Regions from separate parts of the Homo sapiens genome. Here regions 2, 3, 4 and 5 are each linked to region 1. A link is a loop called in an ENCODE intact Hi-C map of the cell type or tissue named here. Cell type or tissue: endothelial cell of umbilical vein. All regions are shown on one strand.

Region 1 (5,000 bases):
GGGAGAGGGGTCTTGGCCTCCACTGTCACCCCAAGTGACTGATGGGGCAGTCCTTTACATTTCTAGTGTCATTTCTAGTTTATCTTCTGGTGTTATTTTTTTATAGCCTCCAAGTGATTGGCACCTTGGCCCTCTCCCTACCTCCTACTGGCCTGCTATGGCCAGGGCAAGAGCCCAGAGGGTAATAGGGCTGATGCAGTGACAGGGCCTCAGGTGATGGGGCAAGATCAGCCTGGCACACATCCTGCCACATCCTTGAGACGCTGGGTTGCACACTGCCCTGACTCGAGGGCTACCCCTCCAGCCAATGGATTTTATGGGCCTCTGTCTCCACTGGAAGCAGGAGAGAATCCAGGTCTGTCAATGCTGAGATCTCTTCTGAGTGCCTGCTGTTCCATGTTTCCCACCTGGCGAAACACTCATCAAATGAGTTTTGTTGGGTGGGGAAATGCTCCTGATACACTGTCACCAACTAAGCCACAAAACAGTATTACTGCATGAGACTCCTATTAAAAGACAGAGATAAAGAGACAGTGAGAAGGGGAAGGACAGGGAGGTGATACACCTCAGATATAGTAGCTGCTTCTAGGTAGTGGAATATGGATGAATTTTTGTTCTTTGTGCTTTTCTGTATTTTCCAAATTTTTGAACATGAATATGTATTACTTTTGTAATCAGAGAAAAGGACAGCACATGGTAATTTTTAAAAAGCCTTTGTTGGGCTTTATGCTCACTTGGGCTTGGTGCCCTTGTGGATTCCACACAGAAAATTGTAGGGTCCTTGACCCTCAGAGCTTCTCATCCCAAATACACCTGCTGCTCTGCCTGAAGGGTCCAGAGACAGTCCTGGGGAGCCACAGAACAGCCCTTCACACCTAACCCCTCAGAGCAAACAAAACAGCCTGGAGTGGAGGCACCAGGCATAGGGTGAAAAAGGATGGAGCCAGAAAGGGAGGTGGGCATTCCTGGGGACCTAGGGTCACCTTCATCTCTTCTTTAGTCAATCCAGAAAGCCCTCAGCCTTTTGGATGAGACAGCAATTAGAAACTAGAAGGGGCTAGCCTTGCAGATGAGGCTGAGAGGAGCCCAGCGTGGGCTCATCAGAGTGTGCAGATGGCCACCCCAGCATGGCCTGGCTCCTCATGGCCATTCCTTGCTGGAGAAATCCCCATGTTTTCAAGGACTGACTCTCCCCCGATAGAAATCGGCTTGGTAAGGGAACCGGAATGGGTTTAGCAAGGCAGAGAGGAGGCTGAAAGACAGTATCTTGATTTGAATCGGTGGTATAAAAACCGGCAAGTCTGGGATTCTAACATCAGCCATTTCCCTTCCTACCCCAGGAGGGGAAGCATCATGGGTCCTAAAGATAGCCCCGTGGGAGAAAAGGGGCCTTCGAGGCTGCATGAGGCAAGGATAGAGATAAAGTCCTCCCTCTGCACTGCCCCTTAGAAGATAAGGTGGGCTGCTGCTGGTTTACGCATAAAAGCTGCACGTTATAACCATAATCCTGGGCATTTATAGAGCACCTTTCCTGCTCTCTAAGAGCTTTTATGTACCTCATCTTATTAGACAGGGGGGAAACTGAGTTTCAGAGGAAAAAAAAAAAGCAGCATGCCCAAGGGCATAGAGTAGTACAGCCAGGACTGCAGCCTGGGGCTCCAGACTCCCGAATCAGGCTTCTTTCCCAAGACCAGCTGAGTAATTTACACACGTCCACTCATGTTTCTGAGCTCCAGGGGACCCTGCCCAGGGAACGGGGTGCCTGTGTTCTGGAGATGTTGTCTGAAAGCCCAGATTCTCTCTGATTTCACTCCTAGCCCCAATACCTCCAAGTTGCCCATCTTATGTCATCAAGTTTGAACAAATCCACTCCTTACAATCTGAAAGACGTGGTTGGCCAGGCAAGGTGACTCACACCTGTAATCCCAGCGCTTTGGGAGGCTGAGATAGGTGGATTGCATGAGCCCAGGAGCTCACAACCAGATTAGGCAACATAGCGGACCCTGTGTCTACAAAAAATACAAAATTAAGCCGGGCACGGTAGCTTGTGCCTATGGCCCCAGCTACTCAGGAAGCTGAGGTAGGAGGATCCTTGAGCCCAGGAGGTAGAGGTTGCAGTGAGCCGAGATGGCACTACTGCACTCCAGCCTGGGAGACAGACCGAGACCCTGTCTCAAAAAAATAAAAATAAAACAAAAGACACGGTTCTGAGGTCCTCAAGAAGAAATCCCTGACGGGGTTCCTGTCTGCCTACAAGCCCAAGAGGATACCTGCATAACCGGCCTGCGCGAGCCTTCTGGGCGCCTCAGCTTGAACAAAAGACGCCTTTGCGAACATTAGAATAGGGCGCCCCCTCCTGGCGGATGAATTAGAAGGCAAGGCCCTCAGGCTGGCTGTGCGCCCTCAGGTCCAGTGACTTCAGCTCTCTCCCAACCCAGGGGCGGGCCCTGTGCAGGGCATGCAAGGGGCTTCACCCCCAAGCACCAGAAACGCCCAGAAAGCCACCCCAGGGCTGTCTCCCCATCCTCCCTCCCTGTGCGCACACACTATTTTCTTTCAAGCTTTCCACCTGGTTGATCAGGAAGGCTCCTCACCTCACACCCCGCCCCTTGCCAATGGTCTGGATTGGATTTCCAACTCCCTATGTAGAGCTGATGAGGTCTCATTCCCACGGGGAACCAGAGCACTTTCCTCCTTCTCTGCCACCCCCACCCACCCCCCTTGGAGAGCTCCTTTATGCTCTATTTTTAGTTTCTTGATTGCAAGTGAGAAGTCGGAATCAGAGAACGTCGGGAAAATGCAGCAGGAACCAACCCTGAGAAATGGACAGCAGCATGGGGAGGGAGCAGAGGGGCCCATGGGAGGGGGAGCCATGGCACCCCGAGAGCCTCCAGCCCCAAACTCACTGGTGCACAGGAAGGACCCGGGCGTGTTCTCCGTCCTTCTCCAGGCCAGCAGGGAAAGGGGTCTGGAGGAAGGCCACAGAGCTGGAAGGCCCTCTAGAGGCCTCCTAGCCCAGCCTGCTCCTTTCCAGAGGAGGAAACTGAGTCATGCAGCTGGGCAGTGAGTGGCGGGGCCGCAAGAGGTCCCCTGATTCCTGAGGCATCTTTCTGTGGTTCTGCACAAGGAGGTCCCACAGCTTGGCCGGGAGCATGTCCCCCTGACTCCTCCTCAAAGCGGATGTCACCTCCATACCATCCTGAACGCCAAGACCCAGACGGGCCTCTCTGACAGCCCAGCCCGGCCCGGCGCAGGCCACAGTCACCCCCACAGCCTCCCGGCCACCTTCGAGTTGCCCAGTGCTCACTTTCCCTTACCCGCAGAAGTCGGCGGTGGCCCATGCATCACCTCCCTCCCGAGCAGAGACAGAAACACTCGGGGCCAGGAGCGCTCCCCCCACGAGCCGCCGCACTCCCTAAATGAATGAACTGGCTGCTCCAAAACCGCGGCGCAATTGGCAGTTATTGCTGGCAGTTTATCAGTATTAACTGATTAGGCCCGGGATGATGGATCCCCTGTCTCGCAAAGCCCGCCGCCCCACGAGCCGCGCCCCACCCTCAGCCGCCCCCAGGCAGCCTGCACGACCCAGCTCCTGGAGGCGCCCGGGCCCGCATCAGCCTCCGGAAGGCCCCGGCCCCCGCGTGCACCCGCTCCCACTCCCCACGGGCCCCTCCCTGTAAAAGAGACACATTTAAATAAATAAAACAAAATTCAAATGAGGACACTAAATCTCCCCGGCGTTTAATTGATGATCATTATGCTTGGGAACCTAAACTCTTTTAATTTCACTGCAGTGCAGGGAGATGAATTATAGAATTACAGTCGCCAATTATCAATCACGCCTTTGCTCTGCGTCTCTTGGCTGCCCAGCCGGCTCACCCTCCCTCTCGCAGGCCGGGGGTTGAAGAGGCGGGATAATAGCCTTGGAAACAGAAGCTCAGCGGGGGAGAGGGGAACGAACCCCAGGTTTCGAGATGCCCGGTTTCTCTCTCTCTCTGTCACCACCTCCTTCCTAATATGCCACCTTTGCCACTTCATTTAACAAAAAGAAAATAATAAACAGCAGCAGAGAAAAGAAAACCCTTTTTCATTTAGAGCTTGGCGTTTAATTCGTTTTGTTCAGGGTAAGATGGGCTGGTGGCTTCAGTCCCCATACTGGGCAGGATTCCAGTAGCAACTACTGCCCCCACCCAAGCAGCTGCAGCCCAGTCCACCTCGCTGCAGGGCACTGGAAGGAGGATGCTTCAGAGGGGCCCAAGCAAGCTTGAGTGCCACCCCGCACACAGGGCTGGAACCCCAGCTTCCACCATCAGGGACTGATTCCGTTGCCCTCTCCTTCCTGTCCTTTACTGTGAAAATAATAATAATAATTTGAATAATAATTTCCACCAAAGCTGTGAATGATTTGCATTTGTATAGTGCTCCGCAATTTACAAAGTGCTTTCATGTGCATTATCTCATTTGATCCTCCCGATAATCCTGAGAGAGGTCGGTAGAGCAGGTATTCTTGTTATTCAAACGTTTATTCATTCATTTGACTAACATTTATTGAGTTTCTACTTTATGCCAGGCCCTGGGGATATAAAGACAAGAAAAAAGGTGGGCTCCTTCCTCAAGGATTTGCAATCTGTTAGCGAGAGCCTACTAAGTGAGGCCTAGGGACAAACGGTTCCACTTCACAGGGGAGGGACGGGAGGCTGGGAGGGGCCCAGCAAGCTGACCACAGTTGTGAGTGACAGGGCCAGATCGGCCCCCACATTTGCTGCATATGGCTCTAAGTATGCGCTTTCCATCTACGTTATTATGTTGTCACCATTGTCTTCATCTCATCTATTTTTTTAAAGTACCCACATAAATTCATTTCTAGCCAAAAATACATACTCATGGGTAAACAGTTGTAGGACAGGAGAGAAAAGTTTGGGAGCCTCTGACACCAACAAATCTCTCAAGGCCAAGTGCATTCCCACTATGTAAAGGGAGATGAGGGGTGCGCGAGCACC
Region 2 (5,000 bases), 190 kb after region 1:
ATGCCCCAAGGGAAGAGCATCCACAGCCAAGCAGAGGGGCCTGGGGAAGAAGACAGCCATCCACAGCCAAGCAGAGAGGCCTGGGGAAGAAGACAGCCATCCACAGCCAAGCAGAGAGGCCTGGGGAAGAAGACAGCCATCCACAGCCAAGCAGAGGGGCCTGGGGAAGAAGACAGCCATCCACAGCCAAGCAGAGAGGCCTGGGGAAGAAGACAGCCATCCACAGCCAAGCAGAGGCGCCTGGACCCGATCCTCCCCTCACTACCCAGAGAAGACACTAACTCTGCCTTGATTCCGAAATCTTGGATTCTAGCCTCCAGAACGATGAGGCCGTGCATTTCTGTTGTTTAAGCCACCCCGTGCGGAGGGGTCTGTTATAGCAGCCTTGCAAACGAACTCATCCCCACTCTCTGAAAGGGCAGGTGAGAGAAACCGCCTGTGGGTATCTCAGCTTCACAACCTTCGGAAGCATACACATTGCTGCATCTGATCCCCAGGCCACATGACCCTTAGGCGCAACAGGTGCCATTCATCCCCTTTGACAGATGAGGACACTGAGGCCCAGGGGGCAGGGTGCTTACCAAGAGGCTCTCCAGAGTCAACAACTAAGCCAGGACCAGAACCAAGGCCCCCTTATGAATGACCCAATGGGCTTGCCTACACCAAGCCAAATGTCTCCTCCTGAATGTGTACAGAATTCTGTGAGCCCACAGTGAGAAGACACTGGGACATCTCCCTCCACCAGAGGAAAACTTCCAGGCAAAGGTCCTGAACCCTGGATGCTCCGTGAATCACCCAGAGAGCTTCGAATCAGTCCAGCACCTGGGCCCCACCCCAGACCAAGTGAATAAGCACCTCTGGGGGTGGGGCTCAGGCACTGGTCTTTTCTACAGCGCCCAGATGATACTAATGTGTAGCTGGGGAGGACAGCCGGAGCTAGAGGACTCCCTGGTGCCAGCATCCTAGCAGCCTGAGTGTCCCCACTCAGTTGCAGAGGGGCCTGGGGTGCCCAGCAGGCAATCACACCTCAGGAAATATGAGACATAAATGAAGGTGCAAATTGGCAGTCATTCATTTTTGTATTAAGGCCTAGAAAATATCAGGGTTGAAGCAAGTTTTTCTAATTTCTTCATGGCCGGGGCTGGTGGGTGGGGGAAGTATCTTTAAAATGCTAATGGAAGAGAAAATAGTGTTTTTCTTTAAATTTGGGCCTTTACTCTTTCATCTTGTATTAGCTTGTTCTCATGCTGCTATAAAGAACTGCCCAAGCATGGTGGCTCACGCCTGTAATCCCAGCACTTTGGGAGGCTGAGGCTGGCGGATCACTTGAGGTCAGGAGTTCCAGACCGGCCTGGCCACATGTGAAACCCCATCTCTACTAAAAATTAGGCGTGATGGTGCATGCCTGTAATCCCAGCTACTTGGGAGGCTGAGGCATAAGAATCGCTTGAACACGGGAAGCAGAGGTTGCAGTGAGCTGAGATTTTACCACTGCACTCCAGCCTGGACAACAGAACCAGGCCCCATCTCAAAAAAAGAAAAAAGGAACTGCCCAAGACTGCGTAATTTATAAAGAAAAGAGGTTGAATCGACTCACAGTTCCACAGGGCTGGGAGGAAACTTACAGTCATGGCAGAAGGGAAAGCAAACACATCTCCCCTCACACGGTGGCAGGAAGGAGAAGAATGAGGGCCCAGAGAAGCGGGGAAAGCCCCTTATAAAACCATCCGATCTCGTGAGAACTAATTCACTACCACGAGAACAGGAGGAGGGAAACAGGCCCCATGATTCAATTATCTCCACCTGGTCCCTCCCACGACACGTGGGGATTATGGGAACTACAATTCAAGATGAGATTTAGGTGGGGACTCAGCCAAACCATATCACATCTTAATCAAATGTGATTGCTTATCAGGAAAACTAAAAAGCTACACTGGAATCCTTACTATATGGCAGGCATGTGCTAAATGACCCTTGTGTTTTATGCCTATGCCTATGTGGTTATGCCTAGGCATCATAACCCACATTTTACAGTGGGAGCAACCAAGCCTTAGAGATGTTATTTGACCTGCCCAAGGTTACCCAGCCACTAGGCAGTGAAGCTGGAATCCCACCCAGGCAGTCTACGTTACACCAAAGGCTGTGCCTTTGACCACCCACCACAGGGTCCTCTACATTCATAACCTATTTTTGTAAAAGGGACTAAAATAAGAATTGTCACCAGGCACAGTGGCTCACACCTGTAATCCCAGTGCTATGGGGAGGCTAAGGTGGGAGGATTGCTTGAGCCCAGGAGTTCAAGACCAGCCTGGGTAACATAGCAAAACCCCATCTCTACAAGGGAAAAAAAAAACAGCAAAAACGTAAACAAAATTAGCTGGGTGTGGTTGCACGTGCCTGTAGTCCCAGCTACTTGGGAGGCTGAGGCAGGAGGATGGCTTGAACCCAGGAGTTCCAGGTTGTAGTGTGCTATAATCGCGCTGCTGCACTCCAGCCTGAATGACAGAGCAAGACCCTGTATCTAAAAGAAGAAGAAAAGTATTGTAGATATTAAATGTTTAAATAATGCCTTTTTTCCAGGGCTCCCAGATTTCCAGAGATTTTTCATCCCTAACTTGGAACTGAAGAGCTCAGGCATTAATAGGAAGCAGAACAGGCACCCTCATTCCCAGCACAAAGAACGCCAACGTGGACACCAGCACCAGCACCCCGCACCCCGATCTCTTCCCTGCCTAGGCCCACCGTCGCTGGAAGGAGAGAAACACGGGCCTGGACTCCCCTCTAGTGGCCATGAAGCTAACTGCACCAGACACCTCCACACCCACCCAGGCCAGCCAGGTGCCCGGGGCCTGAGCCCCAGGTGAAGTGGGAACCTACGCCCAATGGGCACACACACCCACTGAGATGGCAGCAGGCCCCTAGGCTTGGAGACTTTATCCAGGTACTGGAATTGAGGGGACTGAAAGCTGCGGCCCCAAAAGACCAAACCATACCTGACTCCATCTCATCCTTTTCACCTCATCTGCCTCCCATCCATCCCCCCAGCTGAAGGGAGCATTAGAAGTCAGGAGGAAGCTGACCCCAAGAAGCAGGATTCTGGCCCTGGGACAATAACCAGAACTCTGAATGAATGTCCAGAACACTTCCCCACACTTGGCCTGTGGCCTCCCTCCAAGGCTCTCCCCCACTCCTCTCCATCCTGCACGCCCCAGCACTCTGCCTCTCCAGGAAGCCTTCACTGAGCCCTCCCTCCACACCATGGTGCTCAGTCCACAGTCTCTCCCTTCCCTGATCTCCTGCCAGGAGTACCAAGGTCACCTCTCAGCGCCCAGCACACCTTTCAAGACCATCGGTTCTCCCCTCCCCAGCCGTCCCCCCAGTGAACCGGAGCCTCTGAAGGCAGGGATTGCACCATAAATATCTCTGGTGCCCACCCCCTCAGAGTGTCGCCCAGGCCAGGACACCAGAACCTGCTCAACTGGCTGCAGCAAGTCCACCTGAGGACTCAGCCTTGGAGGCCAGAGCAACGCCGGCCCAGCAAGGCTGCCTCTCTTCTCCCAGCACTGCTGTTTGATCCAAGGCACCGTGAGGGTCCAGGCAGGTGGCCCAAGGGAGGGAAGGGAAGGTTCCCAGGAATGCACAGCCTGAGCTGGAGACAGGGGAGAGCTAACAGGGCTGGTAGAAATGACCCATCAGCAGTCGCTGTGACGGCACGAAAACTCCTGCTGCGGGAGCAGCCTCTCAGGGCACAGCAGCTGAAGTCTCTCTGGTGGAAGGTCCCGCCTGAAAGAGCAGGGGGACAGGCCCATCAGCCCTGAGGAGCAGCCACCCCCGGCCCAGCCCCAGACCAGGCAGCAGGGACCTCCCTTCCTCTGAGGTCCCCACCTCAGAATCAGGCTGATGGGGTGCTGCCCTCCCAGCTGGTCTGAGGGCACCTCGGCATGAAGCCCTCCCCCTGCTCCCCTCCTGGCTCCCATCTCCAAGGCCTGAATGCATTCGCATCTTCCGGCTCTCAGGAGCAATTCCAACTGCCCCATTTATATTCCTAAGTAGAGGACTTGTTAATATGGAGCCTGCCTCTGGGGAAGTGGGAATGTGCTGGGTGAGAGATGACAAATCACAGCCCAACAGCCTGGCTGAGAGCACTGATACTCACCTACATCTCATTCATCAGCCCCTGACCCTCCTACCACATAGGCCAAGGGGGCAGCCCTGGAGGAGCCACTGTGGGCTCCAAGAAGCACAGGCATTGGTGGGTGGTGGCAGGGGGATCTGTCCTGCCAGGAGGCTGGGGGAGGGCCCAGCAGCAAGGGGGAGCCCAGTAAGTGGATATGGGTGAGGCCCAAACCAGAGCAATCCCTGGAACAAAACTTCCACTCCTGGCTCCAGTGAGAGAGCGAAAGGCCCAGAACACCATCAGTTTCATCTTGAGCCACACCAGTCCCTGCCTGGAGAAGTATTTGGTCAGTCTAGTGGGCCAAAGCAGGGCCAGGGTGGTTCCTGTTCTGGCTCCAGCCTGGAACCACATGCACACACGCATGCACACACATGCACACACACACACACTCACGGCCCAACCCAGATGCAGGGCAGGGCACGCAGCCAGCCTGGCCAGGTGCTACCTTGGTGAGCTCAGTGCCCAGTCCCAGGTAGGGCGGGTGTGCAGCGTGAGTAATGGCAGGCGAGGAATGCACCCGAATCCTGATAAGGGAGAATAATAACTTGTCAAAGATATATATGATGTGTGTTTGTTTTCCCAACGGAATATCTATGGGGCTAATTCATCAAGCCAGCGGGCTGGCTGGAGACCCAGGGAGGGAGGGAGGAGAGAGGAGGTGCACACAACGGGGCAGCCACTCAGGCAGTTGCTGTGGCCCTCCGGCCTCCAAGGGACCCACAGGCGGGAACACCAGGGCCCTGGAAGGCACTGAAATGGGCCCTGCCCAGCAGGGCTCCCCGCCTCTCAGTGCTCCTCCAGGGAACTTTTGGGTCTGGAATTC
Region 3 (5,000 bases), 220 kb before region 1:
TCTCCTGGATCAGTGGATGCTGTCAATGTGATGTCCCCTCTCCAACACATCTGTGTGCATGAACACACTCACACACACACACACACACAGAAAGCACCACTGCAGCAAGCCAGAGAGGCAGAGCCATTTCTACCAAGGTCACACAGGGAGGAGCCATGGAAACCCCTTAGAGCCGACATCCCCAAAATGGGTGGCGAGGAGGGGGACCAGCCCTCAGGGTCACTGCCTTTGCTCAGACCCCCTAGTCTCCATGCCCTCTCCAAAAGGCACCTTCCTTTCCCCTGCCTTTCCCCAAATCAATCCCGACATCTCCTTAAATCGAAGTCAGCCACAATGAAAGGGTGGTGCGGAATTTTGTTTACCAATCCTGGCTTCTAATTAAAATTAGCTGATGGTTCTTCTACTTGGTTTTTGTTCTGACTATTTTTAAGCCAGAGCTGCTAGATCAGTGCAGCCACTAGTAAGCTGTCAAATCAAATTTTCAAAAGCAAATTGCTTTTATAATTAATTATTATTACCGCTCCCAGTTTTGTGTTGCCTTAATGAACACAATCAGGTTTCACCCTCTGCTTCTCCCCCACACGCACTCAGCACCCCCTCACTTTCCCAGACCCACCTCCCACCTCTCCAATCCAAGTTGGGCAAATGGAAAAGGAAAGAAGAAAAGCAGACACGTTCTGAGCCCCCTCCCCAACCCCCCCGTAGCCACCTCCTTGCTCACACCCTCACCTTCAGAGTGAGTAATTAAAGTTCTGCTGCCTGTTACGGAATAAATGGTACATGTTTTAATTACCCCTGAGCCTACCCAGGCATCCCCACACCCCCGCCCAAGTCTGTGAGTCTATGTGGTTTTGAGGGGGACAGTTGAGAGAGAGAAAGAGAGAGAGAGAGAGAGAGAGAAAGTGCTTCTGTGATGGTGACAGCGGTCTGTCACCCAGGGCCTGGCATTCACTGGGGAACTGTCAGTTACTAAGGAAACTAGGAGGGAGAAAGGAAGGGAGAGAGGCGGTTAGATCCAATTTTGGGTGACAAGTGTGAGGCATAAAGATTTTGGCCTCCTCTGTGCATCCCAGCCTAAGTGAAATCTCTGGGGGTGGGCAGGGGGTGGGCCAGGGAACAGGCAACACCAGGAGGCCACGCCCTTCTTAGGAACCTAAGGCAGGTCAGAGGGAGAGAGACGCTAAGGCAAGATCAGCACAGGACCAGGACGGTGACCAGAGCAGGGGTGTGTGTGTGTGTGTGTGTTCGCATGCACACAGCTGTTCACACCCATGTTTGTGTGTGCCTGCCTCTACATTCATCCTTTCTGTCTTTTGGGTATTTTCTGTTATTTTCCTTTCGTTTTCCTCCTTCCTCAGTTTGTAATGTATTTAATTTCCATCCTTCCCCCACTCTGATTTTTTTGGTTATTCTATTCTGTGTCTTCTTCCTTTCTCTTTCTGTCTCTTTTCTCTCTCTCTCTCCCTCCCTCCCTCTCTCTGTCTCCCACACACACACTCTTCTTCTCTGTCTTCCTCTCTTCCTCTGCATCCGTCTACTATCTTTTTCTCTGTCTGTTCCCAGACCACTCCCCTCCCCAGCATGGCGCTCTCTGTTTTCCCTCTTCTCTGTCTCTCCCAGTCTCTGGTCCAGACCTGTCCTGGTGGATCTGCAAGGGTGAGAGACCCTGGGGACCATCTGAGCCTTTGTACCCTAACCTGACTCCGCATCCAGGCCTGGCTTGATCCTCCTGACCCAAGAACACACAGAAGCCTGGGAGGAAGGGTCTGAGTGAGTGCTGACATGGAGCCTCAAAGTTGAGTTCTCGAAATCGGATGCCATTGGAATGGGTGGGACAGAGCGCACTGCACAAAAAAGTCATCAGTATTTCTGGAACAAGAGCAGAGAGCAGATCTCTCAACCAAGACAGAGTGGGGAGGACAGGGGGCAGGCTGGGAACCAGTGCACCAAGGAGGGCACACAGGCAGGTGAGGGAGACAGGGAGAAGGGCCCAGGGCTGACTTCTGGGGCTTTTGACTTTCACAAAGGGCACGAAGACATCACAGAAAGAAGCATGTGAGTCACCAGTTCTGACTCAGGCCCTGGCTGGCTAGTGACAGGACAGGGCATTCCAGATGTCACTCAGGAACCCCAAGAGGACTCCAGGCCTGGGGAGAGCTCCTGCTGCCTGAGACAAAGAAGCGCCCAGCAGAGGCAGGGACCTCCCACTTTCTTCCCCAGGACCTGAGGCCTTCACACTTGCTCCCAGGGAGCCCCGCGGGACGTGGCCAGCCTCACTTTCACTTGCCACCATGTCTGTCTTTCACCCCTCACTCTCATCTCTTCTCCTTGGCACTCTATTGACCAGGGCCTGGGTCTTTTCCTGTTCTGCTCCTGGGGAAGACAGGGCCCTGGGCTCGACTGTGGCCTGAGCCCTGGCTCCTGGGGCCCCTCGGGGACAGCCCAGGGTGCTGGAGGGACAGTGCCGCAGCCGTGCTCGTCAGGGGTGCGAGAGGATGACGCTCAGGCTGCCCTGCCGCCAGTGGGCCTCCCAAGCGGCCCTGCCCACAGCAGGGATAGTCTAGGTGGTGGGTGTGGAGCCGACACCACAATCAAGCGTTCACCATGCCTAAAACCAGGGCCAGCTGGGTGGGAGTCACCTTTCTGTGCAGAACCAGGGTCCTTGGGATGCCTCCAAAGATATCATCAGGCCCCTCTCGGTGTCCCCAGCCCTCCACCCAGTCCAGCCAACCGCGCACACACCAAACCCCGAGGAGGCAACTCAGCCCTCCCTCCTCCAGGGGGCGCACTCTGGCCCACACCGACAGCGGCCTGGAGGCACTTCTAGGAAATCAAGGTGCCCTTGGAGACAGAATCCCAGCAGGAGCCCCACGCCGAGTGGGAGAGACCTCCGCCCTGCTTCTGAAGCCGCAGGCGCTGGCCTCAATAATCCCCCAGCCGCGGGCCGATTTGGCATCCTCCGACCCCTGCGGCCACTGCCAGGTAAGTGCTCCTGCCAATGCATCAGTGTAGAGCAAGCCTGCCACCTGGTGGTGAGGCCACCCAACTACAGGCTGGGGCTCTTGAGGGCCATGCTGTCCCGCGCCGAGGGCCCCACACCCGGGTGCCCGCTGGCTCCCGCAGAGCAGACCCTGAAGGCGCGGAGCCCTGCCCAGGGCCCTTCTAGGCACTGCTGAGTTTGTGAGGGCAGAAAAGCAGAAGGTAGGGGTGGGTCGAGTTCAAGGGCTGAGGCAGAAGACCCCCGGGGAGGGCCTGATCCGAGGGATTTGGGAAAGAAGAGATTCGGTCTCCCAAGGGGCTCACACGCCCCTTCCCTGGGCATCTATCAGGAAGCAGCAGCTTGGGGCCATGGAGAGGCCTAAAGCCTGCATTCCACTCCTGGCCCCACCACCGGCCACAGTGGGGCTGTGCACACCGCTCCTACCGCAGGAGTAGGGCGGACTGACAGGAAGATGAGTCCCTGCGCCCGGAGCTCACCAGAGCCCGGATAAGCCGAAGTCGGCAAATGGATGGGACAGGCAAGTGTACTGGGGCAGGAAGGGCCTTTGGGATCTTCTCATTTAACAGAGGCTGCATCATGAGTTCCGTGGGACCCTTAGCACCTTCGTCTTCATGGGCCTCTTCCTCCACGCACACAAATTCATATTTAAATCCTATTTTATGGCCAAGCAAGGTGGCTCACGCCTGCAATCCCAGCACCCCAGCACTTTGGGAGGCAGAGGTGGGAGGATGGCTTGAGCCTGGGAGGCAGAGATTGCAGTGAGCCGAGATCATGCCACTGCACTCCAGCCTGGAAAACAGAGCAGAACTCTTATCTCTCTCTCTCTCTCTCTCTCTCTCTCTCTCTCTCTCTCTATATATATATATATATATATATATATATATTTATATATTTATATAATTTATACATTTATATAAATATATGTATATAATGACTGCTTTGGTATCAAGATGAATGTATTAATATTATATATTAAAAATATTTTCCTCAACCAAAAAGCGTATTCTTTCTCTTCTGACTTTAAAAGAAATTAAAACATTTTTGCATGCCTGCTGTGCTCATGGATAAGTGGGCCCTGAATCCCACCTCCTCCTGTTGCAGATGAGGAAACTGAAGCCCAGAGACAGGAAGAGACTGTTCAATGTCACACAGGGGCTGTGGCAGGGCTGGGGCCAGAACAAGTCTTCAGGCTTCCAGGCTAGGGCTCTTTCCATTACCCATTTAACCTTTTTCAAGAGGTGGAAAAATCCCTGCCACCTGCTGCTCAGGCCCAGGAAGAGCCCCCTCATCTAGCCCACCCATGCCCTGGAAACTCTGGCTGGGATCTGCTATTCCGCCCTCCCTGGTGGCAGCCTTCCCTCCCCCAGCCCTGGCCCTGCAGCCAAGTCACCACCACCACCGAAGCTCTTTGGCCTGCTGTCTTGTTAATTCCTAATTTCCAATTTGCAAGAAGAGAGAGCCTTAAACCTCCATCTCACCAGCCCAGCAATCACACAGATGATCCAAGTATCTCTGGACAGCCTTTAATTTATTTCCCAGTGCACGCGGGCACTGCTGAGAGACTTGATGGCACCAGCTTAAACATAATAAATTACTCAAGTACCAGAGATTAGTTAATAAAGCTCCAGGCTCCCTCCCAGCCCCTGCTGACTTGGTCTGTGACACCAAAGATTCCTTTGAAGATACCCAACTGGAGGGGTGGGGGGTTCTGAAGTGGGGGTCCCCAGGTCTGAGTCAGCTAGCCAGCCCTCCTCAGGACCCTTGAAGCCAGGCAGAAGTTGTGCCGGGGCTGGAGAGGCAGGGACCCCAGAAATCCACAGGGTGGACTCCAGCATTTTCTACTCCACATCTCAACATATCAGTGGAAGTCATAATCTAATGGTAAATCTGATCCTGGCATGAGCACAGCTTGGAAGACGAGGAGTCAGATGTGTGCCCAAGAATGAAGAAAGATGCTGGTTACTTTTGGAGCCAAGCAAAGGGAACAGAGATGCTTTTT
Region 4 (5,000 bases), 280 kb before region 1:
ATTCTGGTGCGGGTGTGCAGGGCAAGCTCTCTTGTTCTGACTCTTGGGCAGCCATGAATAGCACCTTTCACAGGGTGCTATAAGGGTGTCCACCACTCCTCTGGTCATTATGCATTAAACCTTACTGTCCCTGAAAGTGAGTTTCCATACCAGCTGGCTTCTAGAAAGACCCTCAGAAACTTCTCTTGCCCTTTCCCATTGGACCCCAACTTTCTTCTACTCGCTCTTTCCTCTTTAGTTCCAAACTCTTCCAGCCCTGTGTTGAGCCTTCCAGACCCTCTCCTCTCTGGGACCTCAGCCACAGCACCATGCCTGATCCCACCTTGCAAAGAATTCAGAGGAAGACATCAAAGCTCTGGCCCTTCCTTAATGCAGGATTGTGAGTGCCCTTTCCTTGCTCATTCCATGCCACCAGAGAGAGGCTGAGCTCCCAGCTCTGGACACTGAGGATATGGAAGAGGGCAAGAGAAAGGAGAAGCTGGCAGAAAGAATAAGGCAAGATCCAGAGGAAAAAAAAAGAAGGAAACAAAATGCAAGGCAGACACAGGGGCAAATGGGGAGAGCCTTAGGAACTCTATGTTTAAGTGGTCTGATAATTAAATGAATAGTGTTTGGTGGGGGAGCCCACCTTTCAAAATCCCCACTGGTGGTAAAGCATATAAAAACCTGAATAGCAAATATTTACTCGGAATTAACACAGAGCAGATTCCATCAGGCAACCTTAGGGCTGTTTCTGGAGTCTTACCTTAATGTCTTGTGTGGCATGGGAGCCCAGGCGGGCACTAGACCTGGCGTAATATGCTAAACAAATCTAATGGTGTGCTTTATTTCCCCCCTCAGCAGAACTCTTAATTATGTATCTTGCAAGTGCACAGAGCAAATGGATTAGCCACGGCAGCTCTTTGCTGCTAGAGCAGCACCCTCCCCAGAAATCTTTGCAAGGAGACCATGAGCCAGCCCCACAGTCTGGGCCAGGGAGCTGGCAGGAGTCTGGAAAGAGCAAAGGTAGAGGCTGTTACAGAATAGGAGTCCTCAGCCAGGAGATGTCTGTTTTCTGGCACCCCAGAAGGAGAGGTAGGATGTGATTAACGGGTGTGTGGTAGTGGAGGCCAGGCCAGTCTTGCAGCTGCATGGGCTGAGGCAAGCTCTTTGAAAGGTTTCTCTGCTAAGGCCCATCTCTCCTAGTTTCCCTCCCAGAGCCATGCCTGAAAGACTCACCTGGCCTACCAGCCAGGATGTTGTCTAGTAGGATGACTCCCTACTGCCCCCTTAGCACCTCCTAGCAAATTGCAGGAACCCATGTGTCAGCGTAGCTAACTGTGACTTAGTGGAGTAGATGAGAGGGACTGGGACCCATGGGGGAAGAACAGTCAGGAAAATTCACAACTTGGGCTACAACTGGGGAAGGCAGGCCAATGAAAAATCAATAGAAGGTGCTCTAAGGATGTGGGTATAAGGGCAGAAACCCATTTTGAAGTAACAATATGGGGACTATGCTGAAGACCTGCAGGTGGGCAGAGCAATGACACAAAGCTGGACACTGGCCAGGGACAGAAATATCACTGAGACTACCTGTCCACCAAACTCAGAGAGGTCAGAGGTGCCGAAGTGCGTGTGTAAGTGTGATTGTGTGTGTGTGTGTGTGTGTGTGGCATGCACACATGCATTGAGCAGTCTCTGCCTAGGGCCTAAAGATCCTTCTCCACAATGCCTTTGGCACTGACATCTTGAGCAGGAGAATTCCAAGCAGGCATGGAAGTTACCCTACTCTAACAAGTCCCTGGGATTTCGTACCCAGGACCTGGGTTTGCGTCCCACTCGACCACTCACTAGCAGCTCTCATAACCTCTCTGGGCCTCAGTTTCTCCTCCTGTTTTAGCATGTGAAAGATTAGCATGATGCCTCAAACTTATCAATAACAATATTTGCATCTGAGCGTTGAATGGTCATTTTACTTATAATGTATTTCTCCAAGGGTCATAGGAGGGCTATTCATTGAAATTCATGAAACTGCTTTATAAACTGAAAAATGCAAGAATAATCCTAACAATAACAGCACTTATTGAGCACTTGCTATATGCCAAGCAACATGCGAGGTGTTTTACATGTATTACCTCATTCTGTCCTCACAATAATCCTATGATATAGATACTATTAGTATCCCGATTATTCAAATGAGGAAACTGAGGCACAAGAGAGGTTACCTAAATTCCTGAGGGTTGCATGACTAATACGTGGTGAAGCCAGGGTTCAAACGCCAGCATCTCACAGTGTTACTGTTATAAGACAGTTGCCTGGAACCGGGGAGCTCAGGAAAGAACAGGAGGCAGCAAGCTCATGCACTGCCCAACATCATAGGAAATCAGTGGCCAAGGCAAAGCTTTAGGCTCCAGGCATGTAAGCAGCCTGGACTAAGGGCATATGTTACATTCAGAAGTCAGAATCAGGCAAGTTTAGAACAGAAGCACTCTGCAAAGAACAACAAAGCTTTGAAACAAGGCAACACTGCTCTCCACGCTCACCAGACGGCGCTGTGCAGTGTTCCCAGAAGCGTCTATTCGGTTTCATTCAACCAGAGAAATCATGGAGCACTTAACAGTGCACCAGGCTTGGGAGATGGACGACAGAAAGCCATGATCCCTGCCCTTGTGTAGCTTACAGCCTACCAAGAAAGGTTGATACTACACAAGGAATTGCAAGAGTGATGAGTTTAAAGGAGAAAAAGGTTTGGATGTATATGTTAGGGTAATGCTAACTGCAAAAACAAAAAGACCCCAAAATGTATTATGGCTCAAATTTAAGAACTTTATCCCTCACTCATGGAACAGAACACAATGAATGCTCCTGATTGATAAGAGCAGCTGTCCTCTTCATTTCTTCCAGAGTTAGGCTAACAACAGCTCTGCTGTCTCCAGCATACATCCCACAAGGGCTCCCTGGGGACCACCATCCTAGTCAGCCAAAGGTCACCATCCCAGTCTTAATCTTTTGCAAGAAAGAGTGTGCCCAAAGGTTTTCATGGGCCAGGCCTAGGAGGGGCACACATCCCTTCCACTCACATGCAAATGACTAGACCTCAGCCAGTTGCCACAGCTAACTCCATAGGGACAGCTGAGAACCCGGGAGGAAGAGGAGGCCATGGATTTGATGAACTGTTAGCCAGCTGTCCCTGTGGGCTACAGAGGATCCTTGCACAACACATTCCCTCTGCTTGGAATTCCTCACCTTGCCCAAATTCCCTTCTTTTTACCCAGCAAACTCCATGCCTTTATAAACAATGGTATATAATACTGTATTAGTCTCTTCTCATGGGCTGATAAAGACATATTCAAGACTGGGCGATTTACAAAAGAAAGAGGTTTAATGGACTTACAGTTCCACATGGCTGGGGAAGCCTCACAATCATGGCAGAAGGCAAGGAGGAGCAAGTCACATCTTACATGGATGGCAGCAGGCAAAGAGAGAAAGCTTGTGCAGGGGCACTCCTCTTTATAAAACCATCAGATCTCATGAGACTTACTCACTATCAGGAGAACAGCACGGGAAAGACCTGCCCCAATGATTCAATTATGTCCCACCAAGTCCCTCCCACAACACATGGGAATTCAATATGAGTTTGGGTGGGGACACAGCCAAACCATTTCAAATACTCAATTTTAATTTCTTTCTCTTCTCAGACATTTAATACCCTTCTGTTCTCAAAAGCCCTATAAAAATTGTCACTCATACACAACTTACACTAATGGTGCCTTGGGAAGTCAGAAGGTTTTTGATCACATACTGGGCAAATCTGGGCAGGCAGCAAATCAAGCAGAAAACAAGACCTGAGGAGAGGGCTCCAGAACTGAGGCAGGGGCAGGAATTCAGAACCACAAGGCATCAGCAGAACACAAGGCCACCCAGAGAACCCTCAAAACTATGGGGGAGAGGGACTCCCCAGAGGTGTGTGGGATGGAAGCTCAGATTATTTTATTTAGGTATTAAGAAGAAAGTGAAGGGCTATTAATAAAATCTGGAGGAAACCTAGGGACGTTAATGAAGACTCTAACACAATATGTTTCACAAATGTTCATTAGATCAAAGACTAAGACACATTATTTATTATTGTGTACCAAGTACTGTACTTCAAAAAAAAAAAACCTCAACAGATGGGGTCTTGCTATGCTGCCCAGGCTGACCTAGGACTCCTGGCCTCAAGTGATCCTCCCACCTCGGCCTCCCAAAGTGCTGGGATTACAGGCATGAGCCACCGTGACTGGCCCTTCCAAGGACTGTACTTCACAACAGCCCCTTAGGTAAGAATTATTATGCCCAATTGACAGATAGGAAAATCACCCCAGAGACAACTGCACAGACCATAAACAGGAGAGCTGAATTCAAGTTCAGGTTCTTAATCACTATACTGCCTCCTGCCTAAATGAGAGAATGAGTAGAGAAGGGTAAGAGGACAGTATTGGGTAAGAGCTTGGGACAAGGGTGGGCATACTGGAGATGCAACTGTAACAAGGGATCAAAGTTTTGAAAAGCTGGACTTCCTGGAGAGAGGGCAGCCTGCCAAGAAGGGCACAGACAGCCTCCAGGTGCCTGTGGGAGGTAAGCTGGTGATTCCAGCTTGCCAGCCGCCCCCAGGGAAGAAGGCAAAAGCCTGCTCACCCAGACGGTGGTTGCTCCTCTCTGCTGGGGCAGAAGGAAGGGAGCTCTTGGCAATGCTTGACTTGCTAAGCCTCAGGGGAGAAAAACCAGGGAGTTTGTGAGAGCAGCTCCCTAAGGTGCCTCAGGCAGGATGCAGCACTTTCCAGCAGAGAGTGAAATCAGGAAGAAGCGAATCAAGACCAGATGGAGTTAGTGTTCCAGCAAGTGCGTGTGGTTTTAGAAATGAAGGAGAAACATGGATTGAGGCCAAATTCAGTCCTCAGAGTTCCACAAACCTGCAGCCTCTGGGGAATTACGCAGACATAGGACGTGGAAGCTAAGAGGCATCTTGGAGATCATCCTGTCCT
Region 5 (5,000 bases), 140 kb before region 1:
TCTACTAAACATCCAGAAGGACGACAGGGGTCATATGTCCAGCAAAGCCATGGCCAAAGGGCCAAGCCCAGATTCCCGTATCTAATTCTATCCCTTCGCAGCATCATGCTGTGCACCCAGCAGGGACCCAGCCATCTCAGAGATGCTCCACCAAAACTGATAAGGGGATCCCAGTTGCCTACAGAGCAAGTGAGCCTTCCACAACCTGGCCCAACCTGATCTCCCCCTACCCCTCCTTGTCCCTCTATTTCTTCCACAATAGCAGGATGCTCACCATTCATCTCCCAAACTCACCTGCACTCCTCGCCTCTCTGCCTTTGCTTTTCAGTCCCCTCCACCTTACACATCCTTCGCTTGCCTTTCTGCTGACCTTCAGACTTTATCTCCTTCATGAGGTCTCCCTCTCCCATCCACATCAGCATCCATCTCTCTTCCGCCAGCACTTTCTCTCTGCCTCAGTACTGCACCTCTCCCAGCCTGCCAGGTCGCAGAGCAATGGGTAAATTCTTCCTCCTCCCATAGTGGACTGCGGGCCATAGAAAACCATGGGGCAGGCCTCCTCACTCCCTTTCCCACCCCCAATACACACACAGTAGTTACTTGGTTCATATTTATTTAATGTTGTTTCATGTAAAAGGTCACAGTAACTCTCATCAGTACAGCTGCTGAGCCTTACATTGCAGGACAGGGTCCCACCAGGATGGTCTGAGGGTAGAACCAGGATGTCAATCTGGGCTGGTTGCAGATCTGGCTGCTCTGGGGCAGAGGAATACAGATGAAGTGTTCCAGGCCTGCCAGGCTCTGAAAGCCCTACAGGAACGACCCACCTGGGAACCCCTATTAGCGACCGCCTCTCTCAATCAGGTCTGCCCAGGGAAAGAAAGACACTGAAGACCATTCAGATCCCCAGAAATGTCAACACTCCTTGAAAGAGGTCTCCACTGGCCCGGAAATCTCCAGGCTGCCTGCACTTGTGATAAGCACAATAAATAAAACAATGAGACCCATTTGAAGGCACTTGTGAGACAGTAGAGCTTTGAGAATTTGACTTTGATGAGTTTGAAAGGCAGAGGAAAGAAAGAAGAATGAGTTTCCTCTTGGGCTCAGGTTTGTTTATCCCGCTTCTCGGGAATCCGAGCTTACAAGGTTGATGGTTTCAAAGGCCTCTAAATGTTTCTGGAATCCCAGACCAGGCTACAGTGGGCCTGAAGGCTCCTGTTTGCCTGGCCCCAGAAAAGGCACAGCCACATCAGCTCCCTGGAGGATTCCTGCCGGGGCCGAGAAGCAGGCACAGGTGGGAGCTCACCAAGCTGGAGCCCACCCTTGGGAGTGTGCAGAGGAGGCGAGGCAGCTCCACGTAAAGGGAGAACCACAAGGTACAAGTGACTGTGAGAAGATGACTGGGAAGCCTCAGTGGGGCCAAGGAGTGAAGGTGCCCTTTGTGGGGACTGAGAACAGAGTCCTGGACCACAAGTCCGGAGTACAAGGCCAAGCCTGGATCTGCTGCTAAGCTGTCCCATGCCAAGTCTCTACCCCACTTTGCATCTTCATAAAAGGTCCTCTCTGAGGTTCCTCTGAGCCCTATGTTGACTCCACCACTCTTTAAGCAGGTGGTTCTGCCATGGGTCCCCCGGCTTCTTCCTGACCCTGTCCTCCCTATCCTGCCCCAAGCCCAGCCCATCTGGACCCCACTCTGCAAGGGCCCTGCTCCCTCTCAGCCATCAGTGCACCCCTACCCACGACTCAGTCTTCCCTCTGAAAACTTCACTGTAGTACCCTGAGATGTTTTCCCACATTATAGAGACTTGAAACCTGCCCTCGGGGCCACAGTCTATGTACCTGTGCGCCGTGTGCATAGTTAACAGTAATGCCAAGACGGACTAATCGTCCTTCAGTCCATGCCGCACGTCAAGTCTTCATACGCACTCTCGTGCTCAGCAGCCCTTTCTACAGAGGAGAGAACCCTGAAGCTTGAAAAGATGCAGTAACTTGCCCTCCTGTTGCCTTCGCAAAGGGCCTTGGCACCCATGTCATCCTCACGACAAGCCTGCCAAGTGGACAGTTAGATATTCCCATTTTAGCATAAAGGAAATGGAGCTGAGAAAGGCGAAGCAACTTGCCAAGGTCACAGCTCACAAGGAGCGGAGCTGGGATGGGGCAGGGTCGCACTCCCCAAAGTGGCCCTGCCTTCCAAGGCCTTCTCCTGCTCTCCTCCGCCTGGCGGCCTTCTAGGCCCACGCTCCTGAAAGCCGCTCCTAGGCTCACACTCTGCTGAAGAAGCGTCAAGGACTGAGCGAGGCGAAGAGGCCACCTATTTACACGGCCCAGTGTACACCCCTTCCCAGGACTGCAGACGCACTCCCCGCCCACCGCCTTTGCCGCAGCAAGACAATCAGCCCACTCCGCCTCCCCTCTGGCTCATTTCAGAGTGCAGTCAGACACTAATTGGCTCTGAGAAGTGATTACTTCAAAGAAGTTCCCATCGGACCAAGACTTCTCGGAAAAAAACAAACAGCGTGCACCCTGCCTGGGGAGCCACCCGCCCCAGAGATGGGTTTTCTGCCTGCCTGTAGGCGGCGCTGCCGAGACACGCGGCGCTGCAGGACCGCGCCCCGCCTGCTGCGTTCCCTATGCTGTCGCCCCGCCTGGAATCAAAGGCGTTTGAGCTGGAAGGCACAAACCCCACAGGCAAGCAAGGCCAGAGAGGGGATGTATCCTCTTTAGAGTCACACGGCCAGTGGTTAGCAAAGCTGGGACTAGAACCCACAAGACTCAGTGCTCCGCCCCACCCTGCCCTGGGTGGCTCTGTACTCAGCTAGCTGTTGTCCCTGGCAGCACCGGACCCATGCCCACGGGTAGGGCGTGGGTGGAGGGTGCTCTTCAGGTAGCAATCAGGGCCCCTGCCAAGGGAACTTGCTGGAGAGCCCACGGCGGCTCACCCCACCCTCCCTGTGCACACGTGTGCTCAACACCTAAAACGTTCTAGGTCCCTCTGGGCCTGGGGGTTCCGAGTAAACAGGAGACTGCCCCCGGCGCCCCTGACACTTATAGCGTGGCAGTGACAAAGCATATCTGCTTATGAGCATTCCCGGCCTTCCTCCCCACCTCCCCTGCCTTGGAAGAGGAAGGAGCCATGGACTTTTGGGCAACCTCTGGGCCTGCCCTTTCTGAAGTGTTGAAATCAGGTGGAGGCTAAAGAGGGAATTCAAGAAGCCCAGCAAGCTTGGGTCAGAAATCATACCTGCCAACACGGGCACCTGCCCCATAGTGAGTTTTTAAAAGATGTTTGAGATAATGTCCAACAGTTAAAGCTCAGATTTCTCATTCAGATTCAGATTCCTGGCCTCTCATGGTAAACTAGGAAATCTGGTCACACCAGGCCCCTATTGCTTCATTCATTCGTACTTTCGTTTAAGCATGGGGCTGGTCCCATCCCAAGTGCTGGAATACCAAGGTGAACAGGACAATCGAGTCCCCTGTTTTTGAGAGGCATCTCTTCAAGGAGCCTCTCTGTGCAGGGCATATTCACTCTAGTTTGCCACAGTCTCCACCATTCCCTATTATCACGTAGACCACTTCCCTTGTTTGTGATCTTTGCATGACCACCGTTTATAACCACCTCCACCAGACCTGCTGCTGAGAAAGGGCAGAGAGCTAAGCCAGTAAACAAAATGCTCACCTCTCTTTAATCTGTGGCAGGTGCATGAGTGTTTGTCTTACTATGTTCTTACTATGTTCTGTTTTCGTATGAATATTTGAATTTTTATTTTTCTTTTATTTATTTATTTATTTATTTTTGAGATGGAGTTTTGCTCTTGTTGCCCAGGCTGGAGTGCAATGGTGTGATCTCACCTCACCACAACCTCCACCTCCCAGGTTCAAGTGATTCTCCTGCCTCAGCCTCCCAAGTAGCTGGGATTACAGGCATGTGCCACCATGCCTGGCTAATTTTGTATTTTTAGTAAAGACAGGGTTTCTCCATGTTGGCCAGCCTGGTCTCAAACTCCCGACCTCAGGTGATCTGCCTGCCCCAGCCTCCCAAAGTGCTGGGATTAGAGGCGTGAGCAACCGCACCTGGCAGAATTTTTCACTTTTAAATTTAAAAATGAGAATGAAAGTAAAGAGTTATCTATGAGTGAAAATCTAGAAGCAGGAAGGGAGTGAGAGAAATCAAAGCAGGAAAAGACTGTGTTCGGGATGGCTTTGGGAGAGTTTAGTGGGGGAAAGAGAATGTAGTGATGCTGCCATACTGTGTGGGGTATTGACAGAAAGCAGGGGGAGGGAGAAAAGAGGTTTTTAAAACTTTTGCTGTATGTTAGGAACGAATGCCCCTTTGGCATTTTCCAAGCAGCTTCATAAAAGATTTAAATCATTTCTCAATACTTTTTGGATGTCTGCCTTCTGCTTCTTTTGAATATAACAGTGTGGGATGGGTGTGGGGAGAGAAGATAAACAAAACATAGGCAGTGCCATGATGGGGAGGTGCAAGGTGCAGGGTGCAGGGGTGGCTCCTGAAAAGAGCACCTCCTGATCCAGAGTCACAAAAGGCCCCCAGGGAGGAATTGATCAAACCAAAATGTGGATGAGTAGATGTTAGGCGAACACCAGGCAAATGGTGGTGAGAGAAGGGAGCAAAGTGTATTCCAGGCAGGGGGAATAACTTGGGGGAAGGCAGACTCCAGGATCTGGAAGCAGTTTAGGCTGGTGGGACCGTCTGTATGCATGCGGTAGGGATGCGCAAAGAAATGGAGCTGAAGGGCCGGCAGGGACACTGCCAGGCCTCATGAGCTATGTGACAGCCCGTGGACCATGTCCAGCAGGCAACCAGGAGCCACCGAGGGTGTTAGCAGAACAGTCATGTGGTCAGTTTGCATTTTAAAATGTTCATCTGTCTGTTCTGTGGGAAATGGATTGGAGGAGGCAAAACAGAGGGGTGCAGATTAGGAGGCTATTGAGATAGATTGGACAAGAGACCCTGGCAGCTTGGGCTGGTCACTGCC

The links. Hi-C counts contacts between places; a loop is a spot of excess contacts. Peaks named below come from ENCODE experiments on the same cell type or tissue, not always from the same donor. Only the 100,000 strongest peaks of a DNase experiment are listed, where the experiment ranks them.
Region 2: a loop joins it to region 1, with 3 times the contacts of the local background. A loop is called at or near these places in 3 of 110 quality-filtered maps.
Region 3: a loop joins it to region 1, with 4 times the contacts of the local background. A loop is called at or near these places in 4 of 110 quality-filtered maps.
Region 4: a loop joins it to region 1, with 9 times the contacts of the local background. A loop is called at or near these places in 4 of 110 quality-filtered maps.
Region 5: a loop joins it to region 1, with 15 times the contacts of the local background. A loop is called at or near these places in 5 of 110 quality-filtered maps.

The regions. Positions count from the first base shown.
Region 1 is chr11:116,497,225-116,502,224 of GRCh38, forward strand. It overlaps LINC02151 (long intergenic non-protein coding RNA 2151), which reads right to left and starts at 3,459. Exons shown (of 2, transcript NR_174967.1): 1 at 3,318-3,459; 2 at 1-506. RefSeq lists an enhancer at 1,977-2,669. In endothelial cell of umbilical vein, a CTCF peak has its summit at 2,359 (motif pointing left); a DNase peak (open chromatin) is centred at 2,327; H3K27me3 peaks cover 1,159 bases.
Region 2 is chr11:116,689,095-116,694,094 of GRCh38, forward strand. No RefSeq gene overlaps it. Among named protein-coding and RNA genes, the nearest start is that of LINC02702, 52 kb to the left of the region's middle. In endothelial cell of umbilical vein, a CTCF peak has its summit at 2,794 (motif pointing left); no DNase peak of the experiment used is centred here.
Region 3 is chr11:116,273,745-116,278,744 of GRCh38, forward strand. No RefSeq gene overlaps it. Among named protein-coding and RNA genes, the nearest start is that of LINC02151, 220 kb to the right of the region's middle. RefSeq lists an enhancer at 1,871-2,821. In endothelial cell of umbilical vein, a CTCF peak has its summit at 2,993 (motif pointing left); a DNase peak (open chromatin) is centred at 2,997; H3K27me3 peaks cover 251 bases.
Region 4 is chr11:116,214,680-116,219,679 of GRCh38, forward strand. No RefSeq gene overlaps it. Among named protein-coding and RNA genes, the nearest start is that of LINC02151, 280 kb to the right of the region's middle. RefSeq lists a silencer at 2,393-2,687 and an enhancer at 2,393-2,687. In endothelial cell of umbilical vein, a CTCF peak has its summit at 2,531 (motif pointing right); a DNase peak (open chromatin) is centred at 2,532.
Region 5 is chr11:116,355,663-116,360,662 of GRCh38, forward strand. All of the region lies in intron 1 of LOC107987166 (a long non-coding RNA gene), which reads right to left. Among named protein-coding and RNA genes, the nearest start is that of LINC02151, 140 kb to the right of the region's middle. RefSeq lists enhancers at 1,688-2,551, 2,552-3,415, 4,289-4,789. In endothelial cell of umbilical vein, a CTCF peak has its summit at 2,584 (motif pointing right); no DNase peak of the experiment used is centred here; H3K27ac peaks cover 1,520 bases.